Regions from separate parts of the Homo sapiens genome. Here region 2 is linked to region 1. Evidence: chromatin contacts called from ENCODE Hi-C data. All regions are on one chromosome and are shown on one strand. The core of a region is the stretch at or near the end of the contact, and the rest is flanking DNA. Distances in the headings are between cores, read along the strand shown.

Region 1 (6,765 bases), core at 3,529-6,028:
AAGGAGAAACTTAGAAGTTTCCACAAAGCAGATGGCCTTTTAATTGAATTGTAAAAGATAAATAGGATTTTAATAGAGAGAAAAGAAAATGCTCACATTTGGCGAAAGCATCAACAAAAGCAAGGTGGATAACACAGCATAAACCATTAGTGACTGATATGGTTTAGCCCTGTGTTCCCACCCAAATCTCATCTCGAACGAAGGAGAGACCTGGTAGAAGGTGACTGGATAATGGGGCGGTTTCCCCCAGGCTGTTCTCTTGATAGTGAGTTGAGTTCTCATGAGATCTAATGGTTTAAAGGTGTTTAGCAGTTCTTCCCTCACTCTCTCTCTTGCCTCCATGTAAGATGTTCCTGCTTCCCCTTCTACTATGATTGTTAAGTTTCCTGAAGCCTCTCCAGCCATGAAAAATTGAGTCAATTAAACTTCTTTTCTTTATAAATTACCCAGTCTCAGGGAGTTCTTTATAGCCGTGTGAAAACGGACTAATACAGTGACCAAGTACTCTAAAGAGGCCAGAGCAAGGAGGAAGTGGAAAGAAGCAGGGGGGAGGCCAAGCTGGAAAGGCAGGCTGGGAACAGATTATACAGGGCCTGGAAAGCTATGTGAATGTTAACAGGTAGGCAAGTTCTTTAGGTTTAAGTGACATGATCCTTGGACAAGTCACTTAATAAAGCTGTTATATGCCTGTAAAAGAACAACTTTTAAGTAACGAAAAAAAATAGTGGGGGGATGGGTAAGCAGAAAGAGTTAAAAAGTTATTGAAATCATCTAGATAAGATGGTCAAAGGCTGAATTCAAGCAGTAGCAGTGGAAATGGAATCACCCACAATATAGAGAGTGATTAATGAATGTAAGTTGAACAAAGATATGAATATAAAAGACATAGCATACAAAAATACCCACAAATGGATGCCACTGATAAGTTCTGAACTACAAAAGTGCCTAATCTAACAGGTAAAACATTGACTAAAGAGTACGATACAACATTTGAACTTGGCCATATTTTTACATTACACCCCATAGAAAACAGGTCTTAATAAAAAGGTGAAGATACTGGGGAAATAGAAAAAGAATGTAGAGATAGAAATACCTTATTCACTTCTCCTGGATCACAATCTTTGAAAGTAAGAAATTTAATTTCACAGGACTTTGTTAAAGGCTTATACATGTCCCAAGGCTGTCCATCCACCAGAGCCAGAATGGACTTCCTGCAATACCACTCGCTTAAATCTAGAAATTTAAAACAGACTGATTATCTAACAAAATCCAGAGTGAAAAGTTACATGTTTAAGTGCTATATTTAGAAATATAACAATGGAAAGGCAAGATTCTGCAGACTGTCCTTTTTAGAGAAAAAAAGTATATTACGTCTATAATCAATTAAAAAAAAAAACCCTACAAAAATTAGCCAGGTGTGGGGGCACGTGCCTGTAATCCCAGTTATTTGGGAGGCTGAAACAGGAGAATCGCTTGAACCAAGATGGCAGAGGTTGCAGTGAGCCGAGATCACGCCACTGCATTCGAGCCTGGGTGACAGAGCGAGACTCTGTCTCAAAAATAAATAAATAAATAAAATAATACCCAATATACTCAAGGTCTTATTGGTTATTAACAAAATTACCCAAACCATTTACAAAATTTGTTCAGGCTACATCTAGTTTGAAATTAATTTGCTAATTATTAATGAAAAAAGTTACACTTGAATATTCAGAGAGCAGCATCATGGATACATTTGGATAGATACACACACAACTCAAAGTAAAAGGGAAATATATTAATACACACCTACAAAAATCAGTTCTAGATTGGTTTTGGGTCTTGCTCCCAAACCATCTCTTATTTCCATGACATAGATGCTTCAAGTTAAATACAGTAGTTACCATTTTTTAATAATTAATATTAACTCCCGGATAAGCCAATCAGCTCTGGTCTGTTTCATCATCCCAGAATGCAATGCCAACTGTTAATGCCAATTAGATGTTCTGCAATTACACAGCTACTCACAAAAGTAGTCAAACTACAAGGTCTAAATTATCAACCACTACATAAACCCCGTAAAGTCAGGGATCATGTCTACTTTTGCTCACTCATCAGTATATCCAGAGTCTAGCACCAGGCCTGGAATATAGCAGGTGTTCAATAACAGTTTACTGAATGACTGCAAGCATGAATGACAAGAACGTCTCATTGCAGGGGTCATGCTGAGGATGCTTCAGAAGCTTCATCACTACATGTGATGTGTATAAAGCTCCTTAAGGGCCTGAGTTTTGTCTTATCCTCCTCTGTAGTCCTAATGCCTATCATATCGCAGAGGTTCCAGAAATACTTGAAAACCAAATGAGTAAATATTTATAAGTACTAATTCAAATGCCAGAGTGAAGGAAGATTAAGAGTGAGTGTAGACTCTCTAGGCCAGTTTAAGCTGATAACTAAAGTTGTTAATTACTTAAATGGAATGGTTACTGAGTTTTCCAAAAGTTTAAGCAATGCAGCTAGTCATGCCTGTATCTGTTTTGGGGCTTCTTTAATTTAAATATTACCAGTTCTATCAAACGTACTATCAAAACATTTTGATCAAAAATAAAATATAGAAGTTCTTATTCCCTTCATTTCCACACAAAATCACACATGGGGCACAGTTGTCTCCTTTAAGATATACATAAATACTTTTACCCCAATCACATTCACCCCATGCACATTCCCACTCACACATTTACCACATGTACATCTAAATGTCAACAAAAATACAACACAGAGAGAGCCAAGTGGAAAGCAGATGATAGATTAAGTTAGGCTATACAATGAAGAGGGGAGAAAGAAAAAGGCGGCAAAAAAAAGCTGATCATCTGAGGCCATGGCAATCCCTTTACACCAAAATCCTTTCTTGAGACCTGCACGGTGACTCCTCCCACCACATCACAGCCCTAGCTAAAAGGAGCAAGCAAATTCCAGCTACTTGGGAGGCTGAAGCAGGAGGAGAGCTTGAGGTCAGAAGTTCAAGACCAGCCTGGGCACCACAGCCACCCTCTCTCTCAAAAATAAAAATAAATTAGCCAGGTGTGATGGTGGGCACCTGTAGTCCCAGCTACTTCGTAGGCTGAGGCTAGGAGTTTCAGTGAGCTATGATAGTACCACTACACTCCAGCCTGGGAGCAGGGCCAGACCCTCATCTCTAAAATTAAATTAAATTAAAGGAGAAAGCACACTAGTAACAATGCACTCAGGTCTGGTCACCTTCTGCCAGAAAATTATCTAGTACCATAAACAAAGCCAGATTCAAACAAGCGCCAGGCAGGACAATCTGTGCACTACAGTGCCAACCTTGCAATACTCAGAGTACCCTCCAGAACTACAGGGACAGTGAATAGACAATAAGGTGCCAGATAAAGAACCTCTGGGAAGTCCAGGGACTTCTGCGCCCACCACATCTGGCTAATTTATTTCTATTTTTATTTTTTGAGAGACAGGGTGGCTATGGTGCCCAGGCTGGTCTTGAACTTCTGGCCTCAAGCTATCCTCCTGCTTCAGCCTCCCAAGTAGCTGGGATTTGCTTGCTCTTTTTAGCTAGGTCTGTGATGTGGTGGGAGCAGTCACCATGCAGGTCTCAAGAAAGGATTTTGGTATAAAGGGATTGCCATGGCCACAGATGACCAGAAGTAATTACAGCATCCTGTCTCCTGCACCAGTGCTTCCACACAGCTTAAGTAAAAGGGTCAAAACTGTAACCTGATTCTGCTACTTACGCATGGCACAACTGTAGGGAGTTGAAATGTTTTTATTCATCACGAAGACAGTACCGGGGTCAGTTTTCCCAACATGCTTAACTTCTATCTTCTCAGTTCGGGGAGTTAATGATAACTGCCTGGCTTTCTCTTTATTAAAGAGATCATTCCGCATTTCTGTCAATTCTGTCGGTGACAGCTGAGAAGCTGACGATGTTGCTATAAATCCTGTGGAGAAGTTACAATAAATATGAAGACTGAAAAAATGATTAACGTACTGCCAAAAGTGCGCTCAGAGGTAAAATTAAACCAATTTGTAATATTAACAAACACCAGCGGAAGAAACAGAGCTGGCCCAGATACGTGCCTCTACTTTTAAATTTGGCTCTTTCACATCAGATCGCTATTTCCCACCAATTTCCTGTGTCGTGTTTCCAATCAGTGCTTTACAATAAGGGGCAAAAAGTAACCAGGAAACGGAGTCAAAACTGGACTAGAGTCATTGGGAAGGTGAACAAAGTGGTCGGTTTGACAGGGTCTGAAGAAAAACAAGAAAATTTCAGGAAACCAAAGGTCCCACACCGAAACTATCAATATCCAGAATGAGAAATGCTGAGTTTATATCCCAAAGGCCAAATCAGGGAACCTGCCAAGGCAAGTACGAGTATTCCTTGGGAAGACATGGACAGATGTGCACGGAACGTGCGCTGCTTCCCAGAGGCGGGCCCAAGCTCCTCCCGCGGCCTGGCTCCGACCCCTGGCCCCGACCCCTGCCCTTGCCCCTGCCCTCCGCCAGACCCTCGTTCCCATAAATTAGTCCTCCCAAGCTGTGCAAGAGCGACCGCCGCGGAGGGACTAAGAAACCCTCCTCCTTCCTCTGCCCCGCGGGACCTCCCCGGCCCCGCCTCAGACCCAATCTAGACAGACACCACTATCTAGGCCTCGCTCCCTGTCCCTACGGCCTCTGAAACTCACTCCATTTGATCCCGCCACCGGGTGCGACCAGCCAGAGCCGCAGCGCCCGGGAACCCATGGCCAGCGCCTCCATAGCAGCGGTGAGAACCGTCGCGCGCAAGTCCTTCTCCGCCCTCCTCCCCCGGAAACCGAACGCGCACTCGGAGTTCCGCAGGACAGGTCTGTTCCGGACCCAGCACTCAGACTGCTCGCCTCCACCGGGGGGCGTCAGGCCTCGCTGGGGATTCAGTGGCTGAGACCCCGAGACTCGGAGCCGGGGCGCGTTACCTGTGCTCGATACCTGGGCGCGGTCACCTACCCAGAGGTGCAGGGCCCCCAGGGCGGTCGGCCTGCCGCCCACCACGTAGGCTCTGCAGGGAAACAGAGTTCCACAGGCGTCGTTGCCCTCCGCCTTCAGCCCTCCGCGGGTTCGATCCCGGCCACCCAGGTGAAGCGCTTGCTTCCCTAAAAGAATATATGGTTTTCTTGGCGGGGGCGGGGGTGGGGGGGAATGGGGAAGGCGTCTTCTATTTTGTCAGCGATGACATCCTCTAGCGCGTGGCTTAACTTTCAATTGTGCCGGGTAGGTTCTTAGTTCGGCTGGAGTGGGTCTGCACCCCGGTTCTCCCCTTAGCTGTGGTAATAGAGGCCTCGGAACACGTCCCCTTGACTTTGGAGAGGACGTTGTAATTCCTAAGAGCTCTTTACAAATTTTCTAGTTTAGTTTATATAGTATAGGATGTATAGGAGAAGGCATCCCGGGGCAGAATTTTTGTCTCTAGTTCACTGATGTATCCCAAGCGCCCAGAACAGAGCACAGCGCAGTCAGCGCTCAACAGATGTTTCTTGAATGAATGAATGAATGAATGCCCTTGCAGGCAAACTTCAGCTCATTGTCTAATTTTTCTGTCCTACCAGGACGTGAGTGTTATTTGAAGTAAGCACTCTGTAGGTACAGGATGGAAATATTTTCATTTACAGTAGTTTAATTCTGTGGCTTTACTTAAGGGTGTCGAATTCAGCCTTTCCCCCACTCTGTCCTTTGCCTTGCAATTGGAATGCGCCGCCACCAGGTGGAAGTGCCGCCTAAGGTACAAATATGACCCTGCGCCACGATAGATCGACCGTCTCCTTGGCCCAAATGTTACACTCACAACCACTGCGCCAGGAAAGTGTAAGTATCTTCACTTTTTAAAATGGGAAATGTAAGTGACGGAGCTTGGATTTACATCCAGTCTACATTTTACCAGGCTACATTTCATTTAAGATCCTAATTCAAACCACGAAATGTACATATATACATATAGTGTTGGAGGGCGGGTGTATCTTTTGCTTCCTCAAATTTGCATACAGTTCCCATGAAAGCTGTCTGTTTCATCGGCCTTTTAGAGCCTGTACCCATTTAACCTTACCTAGAAACACTCTAGTGCCCTTAGAACATCTTAGAGCCACATTTAAGCAAAGCCTCTGAACATAAACTTAAGCAAGTTTGATCACAAACCCATTGGAGGCAGGTAATTGGAGTTCACCGGTATGAGAAATTAACCTAGTTGAAAGGTTGTCACTAGTGATAATGGCCAAAAAATACTATGTGCCAATCATAGGGCTTGGTTTATTAATTTTCACAACCTACCTGAGCAATTGGCATAATAATCTTCATATTCCAGGAAAAGAAATTCAGGTTTTAAGAGCTTGAGAGACATACCCGAGGTAAATCTTTGGCCAAGAATTCCCCCCAAATATTTTCTTACTCTGAATCTTCTTTATCTTGCCTTCTTTATCAACCAGCTCCCCAAATCTTAGTCTCACTCTGTCAATGTCTCTGCCAAATAAAAAGTATCAAGTCTGTAACAGTAAATATCTAAGATAAGCCTGGATCATTACTGTGCCAGAAAGCCTACAACTAACTATAAAATACAGACAAACAGAAACATGTTAAAAAGGACGGCGGACCAAGCTCGAAGGTCCTCCCGCTGTCCAAATTTGGGAGAGTTTGCATAACAAAAAGAATAATGCTGAAATATTATGACATGTATATTAAAAATTCATGAATCCGTAATGACACTCAAGAATAAATCAGTGTAGA
Region 2 (6,843 bases), core at 2,756-5,255, 460 kb after region 1:
TAATAGAGGCCACATATCTAATTTAAAATTTCCTGTAGCCACATTAACATAAAAAGGTAAAAAGAAACAGGTAAAATTAATTTTATTAATATATTTTAACCCAGTACATCCTAAATTTCATCATTTCAACATGCAATCAATGTAAATAATTATCATTAAGACATTCTACATTTGTTTTTTTCTCCCAGACTAACTTTTTAATATCTGGTGGGTTTTTTATACTCACAGCATAGTTTGGACTAGCCAGGTTTCAAATATTCAATGGCCATGGGTGGCTAGTGGCCACCGTTGGGCAAGACAGACTTAGCATCAGATTTTAGAGATCAATAATATATTTCAAGGAGTAGTGACTTGAATGTGGACAGGTTGGGGTTATGGGAGAAAATCTAAAGCCAAAGACACAAACCTAGGCAGAGAAACCATAATAAGCTTGAATACACTGAGACTGCAGTACACCATTTTATGCGCTATGCTATCTTAACGCATACATTTTAGTCAATGGGAGGCATATCACTAGGATTCTATGTTACCATCATTAACCCTATTGATCAGCAAACTGCTCATCTCCCCCCATTTCTCTTGTTGCAGTTCTCATATCATAAATTGTATTTATAGGTGTGTGATTAATTCTAATACAGAAATTAATTTAAGGTTTCCTTTAGACTTGAACCTACTTTAGCTTAGTTCAGTCCTCTGTATCCCGAGAGATGAGCTGAAAAAGCAGATATAGTAGAGATAATTCTAAATTCCCTACTTTGTTTCTTCAAAATATAGGTATTCTCACTGGTTGCTTTCTCCTAACACTTTCCTTTCTTTCTGCCTTATTTAAAAAAAAAAAACAAAAAACTCAAAGCCTGATAGATTTTAGAGACGCAATTAATTAAGGTTATATACGGGGCTTTTTAAAAACCACATAATTGCCGACAAAATACCAACCAGGTTGGTGTTCCGTGAGGCAAAAGAACCACAAGTCATTACCAAAACCTTAACTCATATGGGAAGGTAAAAATATACAGCATGCTGTTTTCACATACCATACTCAGAAAGCCATGTGCGAGGGAGGCTATAATCAAGACAGGAAGAGGCATTTTCACAGATAACTTCTTAACGGGGTTGTAGACTGTCACTCTCACGCCCCTCACTTGTTCTTTCCAACCTATTACCATCTGGCCTTGCTCCAACAATCTGCAACTCTTCTTTCAAGGTCAAGAACAACAAATGCCATCAGTCTCTTCTCAGCCCTCCAGTTCTCTGACTACTCTGCCACATTCTCTTTTTTTTTTTTTTTTTAAAGAGACGGGGATACCCTCTGTCAACCAGGCTGGAGTGCAGTGCTGTGATCATAGCTCACTGCAGCCTCCTGGGCTCAGACAACCTTCCTGTCTCAGCCTTCCAAGTAGCCGGGACTACCGGCACATGCCAACATGCCTGGCTAATTTTTTTTTTAATTATTTTTTGTAGAGACAGGGGTCTCGCCACGTTGCCCAAGCTGATCTCAAACTCCTGGCCTCAAGCAACTCTCCTAGCTTCAGCCTCCCAATTTGCTGGGATTCTAGGCATGGGCCACTGAACTTGGCCCACTTTTCTTCTTTAAATTCAATCTTCTCCAGTTTCCACCAATCTATCTCAAGCCAATCATTCTTTCCCTCTCATTGGCTCCTCTTTTCATAATTCTGATTATAAAGTAAGGCTCTGTCTTCTACTCTTCTTGCTTTCTCACTCAGACATATCATCCATGCCTAAGGGTCAACAGCCTCCTCCACTCTTTCAATTCTGACCTTTCACTTAGCATTCCCAGTCGCTTGCTGCATGCTTCCAATTGCAGGGTATTAATTACTTTTAGCAAATGTACTAGAATCAAGTGCCCAACTGATTATCAAATTCCGGAAGTGTACCCAAAGGACAATGACTAATTCCTCATTGGGTCAAAGTCTTTCCTATGTGGAAGCAAGAGAAAGGAACAGAACTAACACTGAACATTGTGAGGAGCCCAAAACATGACTCCTGCTGAACACATTCTATTTGGTTGTAGAACCCAACCAATATAGGCCCCGTTGATCGATTTCCCCACAACAAGAGGAGGTCATAAAAATCATGCTTCCACTTTCTCAATAGATACTTATCGCTCATGAATGTCTGTGAATCAGAAGACCATGGGACTATAACTCTACTCCACTCAAACTCTCCATACTCCCAAAGCTGGACCTCATGGTCCTCAGATCATGTAATACTCAGACACAGCACTCCAGTAAACCACTTTCTGGCCAGAAACTCATCCTTCCCATAGTTCCTCTCCCTTCCATCCACTACAGCTTGTTCATCATGATCCTGAGGTCCTGGATGCTGCAGCACTCTCTGCAGTTATCAGGGGAGGCTTCACTGCCTTCAGTTCATTTCCCTGCCAGCCTGGTCTAGGACCCTCAGCACACACACTCATCACTGCACATATCACCAACGACCACCCACATGCTTTTGATGCCCAGGCTCATTTGGTCCAGCCTATTTCTCTCCTAAGTGTGAGACTCAATAAATACACAACCACCCCACTGTGCTCTTCAAGAGCTTATTAACTGCCTCTTTTAGATTCTCCTGGGTATAGTCCAGACTTAAAATGCCTCACTTTGGGAGACAATGTAATTTAACCATTGGAGGAACAAATGTTGGTCTATATATTTCAGGCATTTTCCAAATAAAAACCTCCAAGAAAAAGCAAACTTGTATCTTAAAAGATGCAGAACTATTTAGGGCAAAAAGTACACAGAGAATGAGAAAGAAAAAAGATGTCACTGCATTTAACAAAAGAGTTAACAATATTGTTAACAATAACAAGAGTTAGCCATGAAGTAATTAGGATATAGTACTTGAAACTGGCACCACCTTTTACCAGGCATTACAATATTGCTATGAGTTCACAAAGCTCTGTTAGAGCAGAGGAAAAAGAAGGATTTGAATTCTGTCACTGTACTAGCAACACCACCTAGGGATGAGGAAGACAATATCTAATAGAATAACAAATAAAGTAAGTATACATGATTCATCAAGCTCTTCAATAAAAATGTATTTTAGAATTTATCAACATCCCTTTTGAATCATGTTTCAAAAATCACACAATCTGTTCAAACACGGATAGACCCCCAGATAAATCAGAATCTCTCTCTCTGTTACCACGCCTCTGTGGACTTAGAAATCACCACTTAGATTTGTAAACAAGGCTTAGTTTCATTATTGTAAATCAATTTGGCAGGACTTATCACTCCACAGAGAGCTGAAATAATTGAATTTCTGGACTTCTAAGGAAGAAGGTTTAAGTACATTAAGGCTTCCAAAAGGAAGATCACCAACTCTTCTTTAGCAGAAAATGCCCCTGGAGAATTTTGAACCATTTCTTGATCTAGTGGCAACTGGATGTTATCAGTGGCAACTAAGGTATCTGTCTACACCTGCTGAGGCTCACAAGTAAAAACTAAAAAGTACTGTGAATCTCTGTGATAATGGAGCGTAAAGCTACCACTTAAGTCTTTATTACTAGTAAGTAACGGATTTTAAGAAAAAAAGAGATACTCAAATCTATCTATAGATAACCAAAAAACCAAACAAAACACCCAGAAAAATCTAAGGTTGAAGAACATATATAATTTGAGACTTTTGAAACAAAACACCCAGAAAAATCTAAGGTTGAAGAACATGTATAATTTGAGACTTCTGATCAGAGCCTTCCTCAATAATGTAAGTTTAAAAACTATTACCAAAGTGACAAGATCCCATGTCAGATAGCAGAATGAGAACAAGGCTACTCTTCAACTTAGTCATCCTCTTTTATCACTACAACTTCAATCATAGATGTAAATGGAAATTTCTGCTTCCTTTGCTACTTTTCTGCTTGACTGAATTTTATAATGAAAAACGTCTGTTCCTTCCAGGCAGAGCACGAGTGTCATTCAAATTGTACACACCAGGCAAAGAGTGAATGCATTTGTTTAGATGCAAAAATCATTTAAATATGTGTCATTATAGGCTGCAGCACATTTGCGGATTCGGCAGTTTAAAATTCTCTTAAGCAATAAAGCAAGGCATCAAATGAAAGTGCACTCAGGCTTCAAACATCTTCAGACTATGTTTTCCTGTTTGCACACAGCGAGCCCCGCCTTCCTTTCCTGACCCCACTCAAACAGAAAGCAGTGGAACCATGCCCTAGCCCATCCTATTACCCCAAACGTCTTCCAGGTCAGCAATCCAAAGTCACGTGAAAGCTCCATCTTCAGTTTCCCTCTCCAGGGAGCAAATATTTTGAAGAGCAAGCATTCCAAGCAAGCAGAAACTCAGCCTTTAAATCAAACTAAGCTTAAAAGTAAGGTCCTGCCGCACACAGAAGGCAACAGAAAAGTGTCTGAAGAGATAGCTCCCATTTTATATTTAACATTTAGAAATGAGAAAACTGTGTGTGATTAATGCTTATAATTAGAGGGGGTTAACCCTTATTTCAAATAATGTAGTTCCTGTCTTTCATTTAAAATTATAAAGATGACTAAAATGTACATGAAAGGAAAATTACAGTTAGGATCTGCTGTGTTTTAACCCAGAACTGTGGTTTTTTGAAGAAAATGCTGGAAAAGATTCTGATTTGGTAAGAATATCTGGATATGAGAATCTTCTAAGAAAGGTGATTTACCATTTTCAGGCCAAAGGCAGAGAGTTTCTAACAATGATAAAATTAACAGGCTGTAGGATCTTCATTCTCTAAGCTTCAGGTGACCCTTTTAATGACTAAATAAAGTGTGTACTCAAGGTCACCCACGAGGAAGAAAAAGGTCAGTTCCCTCTCTTGAGGGACCCCCTCCCCACTCACGCTATTACACAGCAATTCTAGAGATTCACTTCATTTTTGGTTTATGTTCAAACTGTCTGGATATTTCAGGGCCTTCGCTTTTAAGTTTCCATAATAGGGCAGTTGACTATTTATATAAGTCCCTGGAAAATGTGTATTTTTAACGTCATCTAGAGTAGGCCACCTTTGGGGGAAAACAGCTAATGGGTTAAAAAGCCAACTGGTGTACCAAGTATGTACAAAAGACATCTTTTATAACAGTTCTCACGTGCAAAAGAACATTCATTAAGTATAACAATAAATAACAGGCAATATGTGCATTTTTCCAGACCCTAAGCACTTGATAAAGCCATATTGTCATTTTACACTCATTTTTAGTAGCTGTTTAATTGGTATTCCTGTATAGGACAGTTTTGTAGGTTTCCGGATTATTTCACATTCTCTTCTTCCTAGTTATAAATTTTGGTACAACTGTAAGCTCTCCTCACACTGTAATAATTACATTGCTGAGACCACATCTGTTTTTTTAAAAAAGATATTTTGCAAAAAATATATTTAAGTTGAAGTATCTGAAATACTTTTCAACGTCAAACTTTGAGAGGATTATGCTTAATTATATATCTTCACATCTTTAAATTGTTAAAAATGAATGCATAAATATTTCCTAGGGATTTATGCTTGATTCATTTGATTCTTACATACTAGTTGTTATTTACCGGCAGAGAAAGCAAAAGCAAAAAAAAAGAAAGCAAAAACAACAAAAATAGTTGATTCTGGTGCTAGTCCAGAATCAGGTTGATTTCTGCATCAATAGCAGGGTTTCTACATTAAATTCATTCAAATTTAATTAGTTCTCTGCATAAAATCAAGGGTCTAGGAGAATTTAATAAAAGCTGAAAACAATCCTATCCTTTGCCTGAAACAGATTTTTATCCCAAATGGTACTCAGCAATAAGCCAACAGAGAAAAATGGAATAACAGACATATGCCATGTTCACGAGTTCTCTGTTTAACCTAAGAAGTCTGAATTTGCCATTTTTTGATAAGGAACTGGTGTACATCTTAGAAGAAATATTCCATTGAGTCTGAATTCTTGGTGGAGCACCCGCAGAAAGAGAACCAGTAAATAGTATGTATGAGGCCTGGCCTGGACATAATGACTCAGGAATCATCAATGCAGGCCTCTGAAAAACCACTGCACTTATGAGATCTCCTAGCAAGTATGTGTTGTGTGAGAAAATGGACAACCCCAGGGTACTCCTATTAAACACTGATATTTAGAATTTCTGAATTCTGATTCTAAATATTTTGCAATATTTGGAATTTCTGAATCCTAAATATTGCAAAAGGTGGCGCGGGGAGGACGGGGAAGGGAGCCTGAAAGGAAAATGGAGGACAGCAGAAAGAAAATCAGAAGCAGCAGAATGACATCAGTGTGGGGAGAATGCACCCATCAACCGATGCCACTGAGAGACTGTGGAGGACACAACAGTGCCCAGTGAGTCCGACAACCAGAATGATAGCAAAGAGCTCATTCCCTGGAGCTCAAGGAACAGATGCCTGATAACAGGTGACTGTGGAGGGAACTGGAGGTTACGAAGATCACACAGGAACTTCTGACTACCATATAAAGAAGCATATCTGTGAAGAGACAGAGCGAGGGTGGAAGTTAAAGGAATACACAGAGTTGAATGACTGGAGTGAGGGATCAGGGAGCTCTAAAGAAGAGGAAAAATATGAGAAGGCTAAATACTATTGAGATGTGAAATTAAATACAGGGTCAGTAGGCCAAGGGTCTTTATGAAGTCAAAGATCAGATACAATGAGAGTAAAGGACCTACTGAAGAAGCTGTGTGCACAGATGCCCAGGAATTCAGACTCACCTAAGAATTTAGAACAAAGGTGGAAAAAGAAAACTAAGCTCAAATTATTTAAATAGTACAACAGGGTAACTTCTTGACATACTGAACATGAGCCTATTCATGTTAAATATGCTTGGAGAATATCATTAGTCCATG

The links. Hi-C counts contacts between places; a loop is a spot of excess contacts on that map. Pooled maps may share reads with other maps.
Region 2: a pooled map shows a loop between it and region 1 (6-fold over the local background). The contact joins the enhancer-like site here to the promoter of MRPL39 in region 1. A Hi-C loop is called at or near these places in 7 of 50 pooled maps.

Annotation. Positions count from the first base shown.
Region 1 is chr21:25,602,703-25,609,467 of GRCh38, forward strand. MRPL39 (mitochondrial ribosomal protein L39) reads right to left here and starts at 4,779. Exons shown (of 10, transcript NM_017446.4): 1 at 4,701-4,779; 2 at 3,747-3,953; 3 at 1,094-1,233. The coding sequence starts at 4,773. RefSeq lists an enhancer at 4,724-4,843 and a silencer at 5,824-5,883.
Region 2 is chr21:26,067,091-26,073,933 of GRCh38, forward strand. All of the region lies in intron 3 of APP (amyloid beta precursor protein), which reads right to left. Among named protein-coding and RNA genes, the nearest start is that of APP, 100 kb to the right of the region's middle. Within about 2 kb of position 4,006, at least 8 of the 41 ENCODE cell types and tissues checked have a DNase peak (open chromatin) inside an H3K27ac peak, as active enhancers do.